Linked DNA regions of Homo sapiens: region 1 is linked to region 2. The links are chromatin contacts, found by Hi-C or POLR2A ChIA-PET in ENCODE. All regions are on one chromosome and are shown on one strand. The core of a region is the stretch at or near the end of the contact, and the rest is flanking DNA. Distances in the headings are between cores, read along the strand shown. Region 1 overlaps CFAP57 (cilia and flagella associated protein 57). Region 2 holds the start of CFAP144 (cilia and flagella associated protein 144).

Evidence for each region. A loop is a pair of places that touch in the nucleus more often than their neighbours do. ChIA-PET counts read pairs that join two places held with the same protein, here RNA polymerase II (POLR2A). Pooled maps may share reads with other maps.
Region 1: a map of endothelial cell of umbilical vein shows a loop between it and region 2 (7-fold over the local background). The contact joins the enhancer-like site here to the promoter of CFAP144 in region 2. A Hi-C loop is called at or near these places in 1 of 168 maps with a recorded cell type or tissue (endothelial cell of umbilical vein) and 2 of 50 pooled maps. POLR2A ChIA-PET finds 5 or more read pairs at or near these places in 3 of 52 experiments (A673, PC-9 and WTC11).

The regions. Positions count from the first base shown.
Region 1 is chr1:43,202,045-43,208,569 of GRCh38, forward strand. CFAP57 (cilia and flagella associated protein 57) reads left to right here. Exons shown (of 23, transcript NM_001378189.1): 10 at 4,676-4,888. LOC105378685 (a long non-coding RNA gene) reads right to left here. Exons shown (of 5, transcript XR_007066041.1): 4 at 4,302-4,348. Among named protein-coding and RNA genes, the nearest start is that of CFAP57, 33 kb to the left of the region's middle. RefSeq lists an enhancer at 4,149-5,348. Within about 2 kb of position 4,852, at least 14 of the 41 ENCODE cell types and tissues checked have a DNase peak (open chromatin) inside an H3K27ac peak, as active enhancers do; they include A673, PC-9 and endothelial cell of umbilical vein, where a contact is called at or near this core.
Region 2 is chr1:43,144,712-43,151,201 of GRCh38, forward strand. It overlaps CFAP144 (cilia and flagella associated protein 144), which reads left to right and starts at 3,193. Exons shown (of 4, transcript NM_001101376.3): 1 at 3,193-3,373; 2 at 6,050-6,109. The coding sequence starts at 3,241.

The DNA.
Region 1 (6,525 bases), core at 3,602-6,101, 59 kb after region 2:
AACAGCCATTTGTTTCATCACTTTACAAGTACTTAAAACACTGGTCTCTAATTAGGGATATATGTTAGAATGACATGTGTAACATTTTTTACAAATACAGATACAGGATGCAGCTAAAGCTATGCATACAGGGAAATGTATAACCTTAAATACATATACTGTGTTAGAAATGAAAAAAGATACATAAGCATCCATCTCAAGAAGTTAGAAAAAGAACAGCAAATTAAATTCAAATAAAAGGCAGGAAATAAAGATAAGAGCAGAAGTTAATAAAATAGAAAACAGACAAAAGATCATCAAAGCCAAAATTTGATTCTTTGAAAACACGAAATAGACAAACCCTTGGCATGACTGATGAAGAAAAAATTAAGAGTGTGGAGATACCAACAACCAATATGAGGATTAAAAAGGGGATATCACTAAAGGTCCTATAGACATTAAAAAGATCTGAAAGGGGTCCGGGCGCAGTCACTCACGCCTGTAATCTCAGTACTTCGGGAGGCTGAGGCAGGCGGATCCCTTGAGATCGGGAGTTCGAGACCAGCCTGGCCAACATGGTGAAACTTCATCTCTACTAAAACTACAAAAATCAGCCGGGTGTGGTGGCACACACCTGTAATCCCAGCTACTCAGGAGGCTGAGACAGGAGGATCGCTTGAACCTCGGAGGCGGAGGTTGCAGTGAGCCGAGATTATGCCACTGCACTCTACCTTGGGTAACAGAGTGAGACCCTACCTCAAAAAAAAAACAAAATGAAAAAAAAATTGAAAGGATATTATGAACTTTATGCAAATAAATTTTAATATATAGATGAAACTGACAAATTCCTATAAAAATTGAATCTGTAGGCTGGGCGCAGTGGCTCACACCTGTAATCCCAGCACTTTGGGAGGCTGAGGTGGGCGGATCACGAGGTCAGGAGATGGAGATCATCCTGGATAACACGGTGAAACTCCGTCTCTACTAAAAATACAAAATATTAGCCGAGCATGGTGGTGGGCACCTGTAGTCCCAGCTACTCGGGAGGCTGAGGCAGGAGAATGGCATGAACCTGGGGGATGGAGGTTGCAGTGAGCCGAGATCATGCCAGTGCAGTCTAGCCTGGGCAGCAGAGTGAGACTCTGCCTCAAAACAAAACAAAACAAAACAAAACAAGAAGAATCTGTAACTTAAAACCTTTCTACAAAGAAAACTCTAGGCCCAGATCTTATCACTGGGGAATTTTATCAACATTTAAGGAAAAAAAAATAACACTATCACTAATCTTGAAAAAAACTCTTCTAGAGAATTGGAAAAAGAAGGAATACTTTCCAGTTATGTTCTATGAGGCCAAAATAATTGTGATACCAAAATCTGTCAAAGACACCACAAGAAAAAAAAATAAGCTAGTCTTTTTCATGAGCACAGATAGAAATATATATTTATATATATATTTTAGACGGAGTCTTGCTGTGTCACCAGGCTGGAGTGCAGTGGCACCATCTCGGCTCACTGCAACCTCTGCCTCCTGGGTTCAAACGATTCTCCTGCCTCAGCCTCCTGAGTAGCTGAGATTACAGGTGTGCGCCACCATGCCCAGCTAATTTTTGTATTTTTAGTAGAGACAGGGTTTCACCATTTTGGCCAGGATGGTCTCGATCTCTTCACCTCATGATCCACCTGCCTTGGCCTCCCAAAGTGCTGGGATTACAGGTGTGAGCCACCGTGGCCGGCCAGCTTTCAAGATTTTCTTATCTTTGGCTTTCAACATTTTGTTTTTGATGTGTCTGGATCTAGATTTCTTTGCATTTATCCTACTTGGAGTTTATTGTACTTCTTGGATGTGTAGGTTAATGTTTTTCAACAAATTTGAGATTTTTCAGCATTATTTATTTGAATATTTGTTGTTTTTCTCTCTTCTCCTAGTGCTCTCATTACAGTACCATACGTGGGTGCATTTAATGGATGCCCACATTTCTCTGAAACTCTGTTAATGTTAATTTTTCTTGATTAGTGTTTCTCTCTGTTCTTCCAATTGCACAATCTCTATTGAGCTATTTCAAGTTTGCCAGCTCAAATCTACTGTTGAGCCTTCCAGTGAATTTTTCGTTTTGGTTATTGTACTTTTCAACTCCAGAATTTCCATTTGATTTTTGAACTAATTTCTGTTTTCTTATTATATTCTTTATTTGATGAGGCTTGTCATCCTACCTTCCTTTAATTATTTAAGCGTAGTTTCCTTTAGTTAATTGAACTTATTTGTATTAGCTACTTTGAAGTCTTTGTCCGCAAAATCTACCATCTGGGCCCCTTCAAAGGCAATTTCTATTGCCTGAATGCTTTCTTTCTTTCTTTTTCTTATTGGTTACACTCTTTTTGTTTGTTTGTTTGTTTGTTTATGTTTCAATTTTTTGTTGGCTGAATATTTTAGACAATATATTGTAGCAGTTCTGAATATGTGTCCCCCCAGGGCATTGTTGTTGGTTGGTTGGCTGATTATCTGTTTCGTGACTTGGCTGAGCTAATTCTGTAAAGTCTGTTTCCCCTGTAGTGAGCAGTGTCTCATATCACTACTCAGATCTATTTTTCATCTTTTCTTTTAGCCTGGCTACCTAGGGTTGCCCATGAGTTGCCTAAGCTGCTTATTAGTTACAGATGGTGCATAAACCCCCTTAGACAATTAGGTTTTTACCTTTTACTACCAGATTTATGTGTGGCTTGGAAAATGCTATCACAGTTCAGAGAGTGATGGCTTTTGCATCATGTTCAGCCAGAGACTGGTAGTTTGGATGACCCCTTTCTGATTGTTCATAAGAGGGTACAGCCTTGGGCATGCACAGAGTCTTCCAGGCTGCGAGGGATGAATATGATTTCATTTTTAAGCCTGGCTTCCTAGGAGATGCCCCTGGGTCGGGAGAGCTTAATGTTCCGCATTTGGTAGACTGTTGTGTTTGGTAGGCCCGTTGTGCCAGTGAGACTCTGCCCTATGTTAACGGGTCTTTGTGTAGCTTAGGAGATGCTTTCAAGTTTTCCTCATATCCCACTCTGACTGCACCTGAATCAGTACAGTCTAACACATACACAAGACCTTCCAGCCTCTAGAGTTGTCTGTTATCCCTGAAGGACTCTTCTTCTCTGTCCCTTTCCCTTGTTCTATCAAAATTCCACTCCTCTATATCATTTTGCTTACATCCTGGAGTTATCAGCCTCCTCTTAATCACTTTCCACCAAGATCTCCACTGTTTTAGACAATGCCCATAGGCATGGACTTTTCCATGTTCTATTCCAAATAAAGTCAGCCCCCTCAAGCAGAGCTGTAGAGCTCCCTGTCTTAGCACCTGACTTTCCCACAGACAGAACCTTTGCTCCACTGCACCAGAGCTGGGGCGGGGACCTGCTTTTCCAGGAGTAACATCCTCACTTCTGTGAGTGACACTTGAGGTGTGTGCGTGTGTGTGCACATGCGTGTGTATGTGTGTGTGCACGTATGTAAGCCCCTGGTCTTTTTGGCTTGCCCTTCATGGCTTGGAACTTTCACTCTATAAGCAAACTGGGTCAGGAATCATTAGGGCACAGTTATTCTCAGTATGCTGAGCTTAGAGTGGAGTTTCTTCCAACAAGTGACAATGGGCCGAGGGGAAGAGAGTCTGAGCCCTCTTGGCCACACCTGCTTGGAATAGAGCTTCTGCAACATGGGGCTGGGGTAAGAATAAGAAATCCCAGCAGTTTCCCTTTCCAGACCGAAACCATAGCCCAAGATCAGGAGCTATGGGGAGAGGGAGTCGCTTATCTTGGCCACATCTGCCCAGAGTGCACAGCAGTGAAGTTTCTGGAGCTGAGGCCGTAACAGAGCGAGTCATGGCTTAAATGCAGCAGACTCTGTTCTTACTGGGATTGAGTAGATTTTCTTGAATAAATGTTTTTCCATTTGCTGTATTCCCTGAGGACAATTTCCAGAGACATTTTATTTATTTTATTTTAGACAGGGTCTCACTCTGTCACTGAGGCCAGAGGGCAGAGGTACACTCATAGCTCACTGCAGCCTCAGCCTCCCCAGTTCAAACCATCTTCCTGCCTCAGGCACATGCCACCATGCCCAGCTTATTATTTTTATTTTTATAAAGACAGGGTTTCACTATGTTACCCAGGCTATTCTCAAACTGCTGGGCTCAAGTGATCCTTCCACCTCAGCCTCCCAAAGTGTTGGGACTACAGATGTGATCCACTGCACCCAGCCTTCTAAAGACTTTAAATGATTATTTTTTATCATATTTACCAGTTAACCTACATTGTCAGAGAGAAGGTCAAGTTGAGGTTCTTACCGTGCCATTCCAGAAGTCCACTCTCTCTGTGCTATTTTTGCAAGTTTCTGTGAATACATAATTATTTCAAAAATGTTTTGAAAAAACAGCAATAATTGGTTGGTTCTAGCCTTAAGAAACCTGTAGGATTCAGTCTTTACGTTCATAAAGTGAAAAAGAAATGAGAGTGTTTCATCTTCAGTAATTTGCAAGCGTCATAGAAAACAGAATGTGAACGTTCACAAGAAGCTATGTTTTGTGCTAACAGAAGGGCCTACAGCAGGAAAGGACGTTCTGCTCAGTCTAGTGGAGCACCTAAGGAGTTTGCACCCTTTTCTGTGTTAGGGTGTAAGTGTGTGTACACTCTTCACTGGATATGTCTTCCTCTCCTGCAGATTCGCTCAATTGTGTGGAATGCAGATGATAGCAAACTGATTTCTGGTGGCACAGATGGTGCTGTGTATGAATGGAATCTGTCCACAGGAAAGAGAGAGACAGAATGCGTGCTCAAGTCTTGCAGCTACAACTGTGTTACTGTCTCCCCCGATGCCAAAATTATCTTTGCTGTTGGATCAGACCACACCCTCAAGGAGATTGCAGATTCCTTGGTGAGTCTGCCCCTGCCCCGCCTCTGGGCTGGTGCACGGATCTGCAGGGACAGCTTCCCGTGCTTACAGCACAAAGTATGCACGGAATGAGGGCCTCTGCATACAGGGCCCCTTCTTCCCAAGATAACATCAGGCTCCTCATTCCTTTTAGATTAGCTCAGTTATCGTCACTTCCTGAATTTCCTGCCTAGTTTCCTTCCTGACTGGGTGAAATTGTAAATTGCGGGGCTCTTTTTCATTTCCCTTTTACTTGCTGTCTGTAACTTCTCTCCCACCTTCCAGGCATGGAGGTCATGTCATCTCTAAACTGTACTCTTACCCTTGGTCTGCACTTACATTCCTGGGGTAAAAACCTAACTACGGTATGCACTGAGTAACACCAATGATGGACCACATGGACTGTAAGATTGTAATGCCATAAGATTATAATGCCAAATGTTCACTGTACCTTTTCTGTTTAGATACACAGATATTTTCCATTGCGTCACAGTTGCCTACAGTATTCAGCATAGTCACATGCTGTTCAGGTTTGTAGCCTCGGAGCAGTAGGCTCTACCACATAGCCTAGGTGTATAGTAGGCTGTCGCAGCTAGGTTTGTGTAAATACACTCCGTGATGTTTGCGTGACAAAATAGCCTAACCATGTATCCCATATCAAGCGATGCATGACTGTGCAGTGAGCTGCTCTCACCTAGGCTTGCCACTGTATTCTTTTGAAATCCCCAAACTCTGAAACCGTACAGTTACATTGGGCTCCAAATAGTGAAGGGAAAAGAGAGGAGCTCAGCAAGGATGCATCATACAAACATGGGCTGTGCGCTCCTCCAGCTGGTTCCTCCCACTTTTCCTGTGACTGGTGCCTGGGAAAGTGCGTAGATACCACGGCAGCAAGCTAGCCCAAGGCAGATCTCCCGTGGCTGGAACACAGCTGACAGTATGGTGACTCTCCTGTGTACCCCCGAGTAGCCTGGTCCTAATTCAATGGCAGCTATCAGTGCTGTGCCAGAATAAAGCCCCTTTAGGGCAGGGCCATCTTTTGCTCCTCTTGGCAGCCCTACTAGCTGGCACATTGTGTGGTGCACAGCATTCAATAAATGTGTGTGTAGGCATGAAAAAATGCTCATCATCACTGGCCATCAGAGAAATGCAAATCAAAACCACAGTGAGGTACCATCTCACACCAGTTAGAATGGCAATCATTAAAAAGTCAGGAAACAACAGGTGCTGGAGAGGATGTGGAGAAATAGGAATAATTTTACACTGTTGGTGGGACTGTAAACTAGTTCAACCATTGTGGAAGACAGTGTGGTGATTCCTCAAGGATCTAGAACTAGAAATACCATTTGACCCAGCCATCCCATTACTGAGTATATACCCAAAGGATTATAAATTATGCTGCTATAAAGACACATGCACACGTATGTTTATTGTGGCACTATTCACAATAGCAAAGACTTGGAACCAACCCAAATCAATGATAGACTGGATTAAGAAAATGTGGCGCATATACACCATGGAATACTATGCAGCCATAAAAAAGGATGAGTTCATGTCCTTTGTAGGGACGTGGATGAAGCTGGAAACCATCATTCTCAGCAAACTATCGCAAGGACAGAAAACGAAACACCGCATATTCT
Region 2 (6,490 bases), core at 1,943-4,442:
GTGCATCTGCTGCCACCACGTTCATCAGGGTCCCAATTTCCATTACACCCCTGCCTTTCCCCCGCTCCTCCTCCTAGCCCTTGTTTCTAATCCCCTGTACTCTAGCTCCCACTCCCAATCGAGCCACCCCCAACCAACCATGACAATTCACAGCTCTCATCCTGGAGAGATGGTTTCCCTCATGCTGGGACAGTTCTGGGGCAGTTCAGAATTGCCAGGACTGTGGATTCCCAGCAGCTTGGCCTGGTGGACACACGGAATGCAAGACAACAGCAAACCCACCTTCAGCCTTGGTAAGTGACAGGACCCCTTTTCCATGACCAGATCCTGGTTACCTTGATACTATTTCTATTTTGTCTCCATTCCCGTCTGGGCAATCCTCTTCAGATGCCAGAGATTTCCTTTTTTTTGACAGTTTGCTCCTTTCCTCTCATGCCTGGTCAGCCAGCCTGCATGAGGTTCTCTACGTTTGAGACTGGCTTCTCCACGGAACTTGGTCTGTAGCCACAGAGCAAACTGCAGGGCCATTGACAGAGAATGAAGAGGAGAGTGAAGAGTGGAACACATCTAATGTGTTCTCTGGAGGGTAAGTCTTGTCGATCTGCCCTGCATTCAAGTGAGTGCAACCCCTGAGAATCACACATAGGGCACAAGGTCCCTGCTGTAGATAGATGGGGACTTAGGTTTGTTTCCTTTGGTCTGGTTCCTCCCAGACTCCATTTTCTTCATCCTAGGATTCCAGGACCATCCCAAGGACGTTCTGCCCTTGAGAAATGTCTCCTGCAAAAAGGGGAGGGTCCCTCCATTGTGCTCTCATCAAAGCTCTGAGGGTGAGCCTCTTGCTCAGGCAGCACTTCTACTTCAGAATGGGAAAGGTAGCAGTCTAGAAGGCAAGAATGTGTCCAGATCCTGACCAGATGATAGCATCACATGAACACATGACATTAAGAAGTGCTCTCCTCAAACTGAGGTCTAGATTCAATATAATCTCAATAAAAATCCCAAAAGATATTTTTAGGGAACTTGACAAGCTCATTATAATTTATATGGACATACAAAGGGCCAAGAAGCGGCAAGACTGTCTTGAGAAGACATTCTTCCCTACCAGATATTAGAATGTGTTACATAAATTATGGTAATTAAGATAGTGTAGTGCTGTTGCAAGCTTAGACAAATAGACCAATGGCACAGAATAGAGTCCAGAAATGGACTTGCACAAATGGGGACACTTTTTTTATGGACACAGTAGCATAGCAGACCAGTGAGGAAGGACTATCTCTTCAATAATTTGCTGGTGGGTCAACTGGATACTCCTTTGGAAAGAAAAAATTAAGCTGGATTCCTACCTCACACTGCACTCGAAAACCAATTTCAGGTGGAATACAGATCTCACTGAGAAAGGGTAAAACAACAAATCCTCTTAAATATTAATAGTTCTGCCCACAGATGGCCATGGAGCTCTTGAGATGTGTTATGAAGTGTAAAATCTGCACTGGATTTTAAACATTAGTAGGACAAAACAATGTAAAATATCTCAATAATTTTTATATTCAAACGTTGAATCATTGACAAATTGGATATACTGAGTTAAATATCACATTATTAAAATTAGTTTTATCTAATTCTTGCTCTCTTAATGCAGATACTAGAATGTTTTAAACTACATGAGTGGCTCAGCTCATACTTTTATTGAACAGCACTGCTCTAAAAAGTAACATAAAAGTAACCTCAGGTCATCAAATTAGAAAAAGATGTCTTAAATGAAAATTAAGAAGCAATAATCATAAAGGAAAAGACTAATATATTTGACTACGTTTAACTTTTGGTGTCCAGAAGACACCATTAAGAGACTAAAATGGCAAGCCACACAGAGGGAAAATACATTTGCAGCATGTACAGCCCTCAAAATAATATATTAAGAACTCCAACAAATTGATAAACAATCCAATTAAAAATTTTGTTCAACACTGTGTCCCAGACTAAACCCATTCTGCAATTCACATTGTGTCCTGAGCGAATGAATGGATGGATGAATGAATGAAGTACTGAGTGGGGAAGAGCACAGTCTTCAGACAGTATTTAGGTGCTTACTAAAAATAGGGGTGGCTTCTTTCTTTATGCTAGACCTACTTTTTATTTATTTTTTATTTTTTAGAAGGAGTCTCGCTCTGTCCCCCAGGCTGGAGTGCAGTGGCGCAATCTTGGCTCACTGCAACCTCCGCCTCCCGGGTTCAAGCGATTCTCCTGCCTCAGCCTCCCGAGTAGCTGGGATTACAGGCATATGCCATCACGCCTGGCTAATTTTGTATTTTTGGTAGAGATGGGGTTTCACCATGTTGGTCAAGCTGGTCTCGAACTCCTGACCTCAGGTGATCCACCTGCCTCAGCCTCCCAAAGTGCTGGGATTACAGGCGTGAGCCACCGTGCTCGGCGATTCTTTTAAAATAAACTACATTATTTAAGGTATCTAGCAGACTCAAATTCATAGAAACAAAAAGTGAAATGCCAGGGGCTGGAGAGAAGGGAAAAGGGAAACTTGTTGTTTAATGGGTGTGAAAAAGTTCTGGAGATTGGTTTCACATAGTTTGAATATACTTAATACTACTGTACTGTAATACTTAAAAATGGCTAAGATGGTAAAATTATATTACGTGCATTTTAAACACAAACATTAAAAATAAACTATAAAGTCAACAAGTTCCTTAATTAGGAAAGGTTTATTCTGTCAATATTATCACATTGGTAATCTTGGTCACACTGGCCAGAACGTTTTCTCAGAGAGGAAACCTCCGGTTTTTTTGTGAGGTTTTGATTCTGGGCATCTGCTTTAAGGTGGGAGAGGTTTCTGACTCCTTCCAAAAGCTTTTTTAGGAAATGATTGGCCAAGGTGAGGTCCAATCATCTGTCCCTTACCTCCTGGGTCTGCCCCTTGCCGGGAAGCCCTTTCCTGGCGGTATCCAGGGGACCTTCTAGTAACCAGCCGGGCCTGAGGAGCTGGGGCAAGTGAGTACAGTGCCAGAATAGGGCGGGGCGCGAAATAAGATCCCGACCGGCGGGCGCGGGGCGGGGCGATGCAGGCAGGGTAAGGGGCTGGCAGAGTGAGACCCGCCCCGACCGGGCAGCACTACCCGAGCGCTGTTGCCTGGAGACCACGGGACGCCGTTGCCTGGAGACAGCGGGGACGCGTTGCCTGGAGACTGTGGAAGGCCCAGGCAAGAGGGCGCGTGGCAGCCCAAGGCCATGGCGGGACACCCAAAAGAGAAGGTGATTCCAGATGAGGTCCATCAGAACCAGATCTTGCGGGAACTGTACCTCAAGGAGCTACGAACCCAGAAACTCTACACGCAGTATCACGTGAATCCCCTCCGCAAGAGTGAGAGGCACGGCGGGGTGGGGGAAGGGCGAGAGCGGGAGGGCGCCGGGGAAGGAGGAGCCCTCCGGGTTGCGGGGTGGGAACGCGGTCCCAGCAAAAACTCTTTCCCCAGCACCCGCCCCCTTTCCTAGATTTCAGGAACCATGACTTTGGAGAGGCCACATCATATCAGATGTATTCGCTGTATTAAAGTTCATGCGCAACACGATTAAATCTTTTCGTTGTAGAAAAAAAAAAGTTGTAGGGCTTTTTATTATTTTACTTTTGAAATAATTATATTTTGCAGGCTGTTTGTGTTTTGTTTTTGTTTGTATTTTGGGTTGTTTTTAACAAGTGAAAGGTTTTTCTTCAGGCTTCTGATATTGCCCTTCGGAAAGTTCTGGGGTGCCCCCTGATAAAACATCCCTACCCTCCACTCTTGTCACTGAGCACTCTCCTTGGGCAGTTTGTTCTGTCCTGTCACACCAGCTTCCCCTGAATGCCACTGGGCCTGAAATGGAGCTTCAGATCCACACGCCCAACCACCTCACAGCTCCCCTCCCTGGACAACCCACAGGCACCTCAGACCCAGCAGGAGGAAAGCCAGGCTCATTCCCACCTTCCCCACTCTCTGCTGCTCCAGAATACCCTGTCTCTGCAAAAGGCCCCGGATGATTCACTCTCATGATCAGAATCATTCACTCTCATCATCTAATGATCTCATGATCATTAGAAGCCTCGGAGTCCTCCTCAAGGTCTCTCTCCCTCCACACACTTAAAAAAAGGCACAAGTCCTGTTTATTAACATTCCTCTCCCCTGACCCACTTGTTCCTGCTTCAGTGAAAGACACCATCATGCATATGGATTCCTCTCTGCCTCTGCTCAGGTACTTTCATGCTCTAAGTAGCACCTCAAACAGCCTCTGCCTGCATCCTCACTCCTGAAGCCTCTGCAGGGCCCTAGTCCTTGCCGCCTGGATTGGTCTGATGGGCTCCCAACTCCTTATTCTCTTTCCCTCCAAGCTGGCCCCTCCGACCAAACCCCTACACCTTTGCTAGCTTAGCACTATGCTAGGAGGACAATTAGATCACATCAATCCCACCTAAAATCCTTCTCATAGCCTCTGAGGTAAAGTTTAAATCAATCACGACATAAGGCGCATTGGATCTGGCTCTGGTTCCTGCCAGCTTCATGCCATACTCCTCTCCCCCACTTTACCCTGCTCCTTTAAGAAATACTTTGGTGCCTACTCTGCACCAGCCATTGCTGACGAATCCCACACACACTCCTTTCCCCCCTGCCATTTCTAAATACATGGATTTCCTAAATGCATCATGTCATTTCCCACTTTACCTGCATAAACATTGTTGCTTCTTCCTGAATGCCTCTCCCAACTCTGTGCCTAATATGTAAAGTCCACTTTGTTGCCTGGCTCTATAGAGAAAATGTACTGTCTTCACTTTCCTTCTAACTAACTTGGTTTTCTTCTGGAGTCCCCAACCACTAGTTTCAGGAAAGCAAATTAGTGTCCAAAGCCGTTCAAACTCGGTCCATTCCAAATAATGGAAATAATCTCTTCAGGCAACCTTCATGCTCTCTAGGGAAAATGCTGCCTCCCAGCTCATGTCCCTTGAGCATGTGAGCCATTGGAATAAAGTGAGAAAATATTACAACTTGTATTGATTACTTTTATTTATAAAGATAGAAATTTTATTTGCTAATATACTGATAATAGTCCATAAAAACTATATAATTATACATATTTTAAGGGCGCATGCTCTAAAGTTCTTTTACTGATAGGAGTTTGAGACAAGCAGCTTGGAGACCACTGGTTTCTACTGGTGTCTGCTCATTTCCCACTACTCTCCATCCAGCTCACTCCACTGGAGCCACTCTGGCTCTCTTGACGTTTCTCAAACTCCCCAGGCTCACGCTCATATGCTTCCCACACACACAGCACATTCCCTCACTTCATTCAAAACTCTGCTCATATGTATCTCCCTAGAGATACATCACCCACACCCCAGCCCCAACGCCAACTCTCCATCCACGTAACCTGCTTTACTGTTCTCTATCACACTTACATTTGCCGGGTGATATATGTATGTTTATTGCCTGTCACCACAAATAGAGTAAAAGCTCAGGGGACACAAGAGCCAGCTCTGTCTTGTTTACAGCCTGTTCTTCAGTGCACAGTAATTATGAGCTGAGTGGATGAATGTGGGTGCTGCTCCTCTGTTACCATGTGCCCTCCTGGGCATAGATCACTGCCTGGCAAACCTCTTTGGCCTTCCCCATAGGCCAGCACTGTCCAAGAGAATTCATCAGTGATGAAAATGTTCTCTGTCTTGGCTGTAGTCAAAACTGTAGCCATTAACCGCCTGCAGCTATTGAGCACTTGAAGTGTGACTAACGTGGCTAAGGAACTGAAGTGTTCATTGTAATTAATTTTAGTTATTCAAATTCAAGGAGCCACATGTGGCTGATGACCACCATTCTGGGCAGTGCCACTCTAGATTGTGAGGTTCTTGAGGGCCTTATCCAATCGTGCATTATCCTAGCACCCAGGATAATACCTGGCATGTACCAGATACTCAGTGAGTGCCAAATGGGTGCCCTGTTTAAGGTGGACCTTAGAGAGGGCAGGGAACTCATGTTTTAATCTGAACTTGTGAAGCTGTTTTCTTTTTTTCTAGTTCATACAGTCACCAGGAAGCCCATGTCTTGGCATGATAACCTGGAGGAACCTGCAGATGGTAAGTCCTGGGCTTTGAAATGCCATTGAGATAGAGCCCAGAGAGGCAGGCTGGCTGGAGAGACCTCTCAGGGTCGTGATATCTTGGAGCAAGCATCAGAGTCCTCTGCTTTGATCCTGGAAATGGGACTCATACTAACCAAGCTCAAAAAAGACGGATACTCAGACAGTCTGTGGTAGATAGAATAAAAAAAATAAAAATTTTTTTAAATAAAATTTTTAAAAGATGGACATACTCAATTATAACTGTCAAGCCAACTAACGTTCCTATTGACTTAACATTGCCTTCGTTCATTCATCAAACATGTAGATGTTATAAGCACAAGTTCTGAAGCTGTACTAACTCAGTTCAAATCCTGGTTCTGCTACTCATTAACTGTAA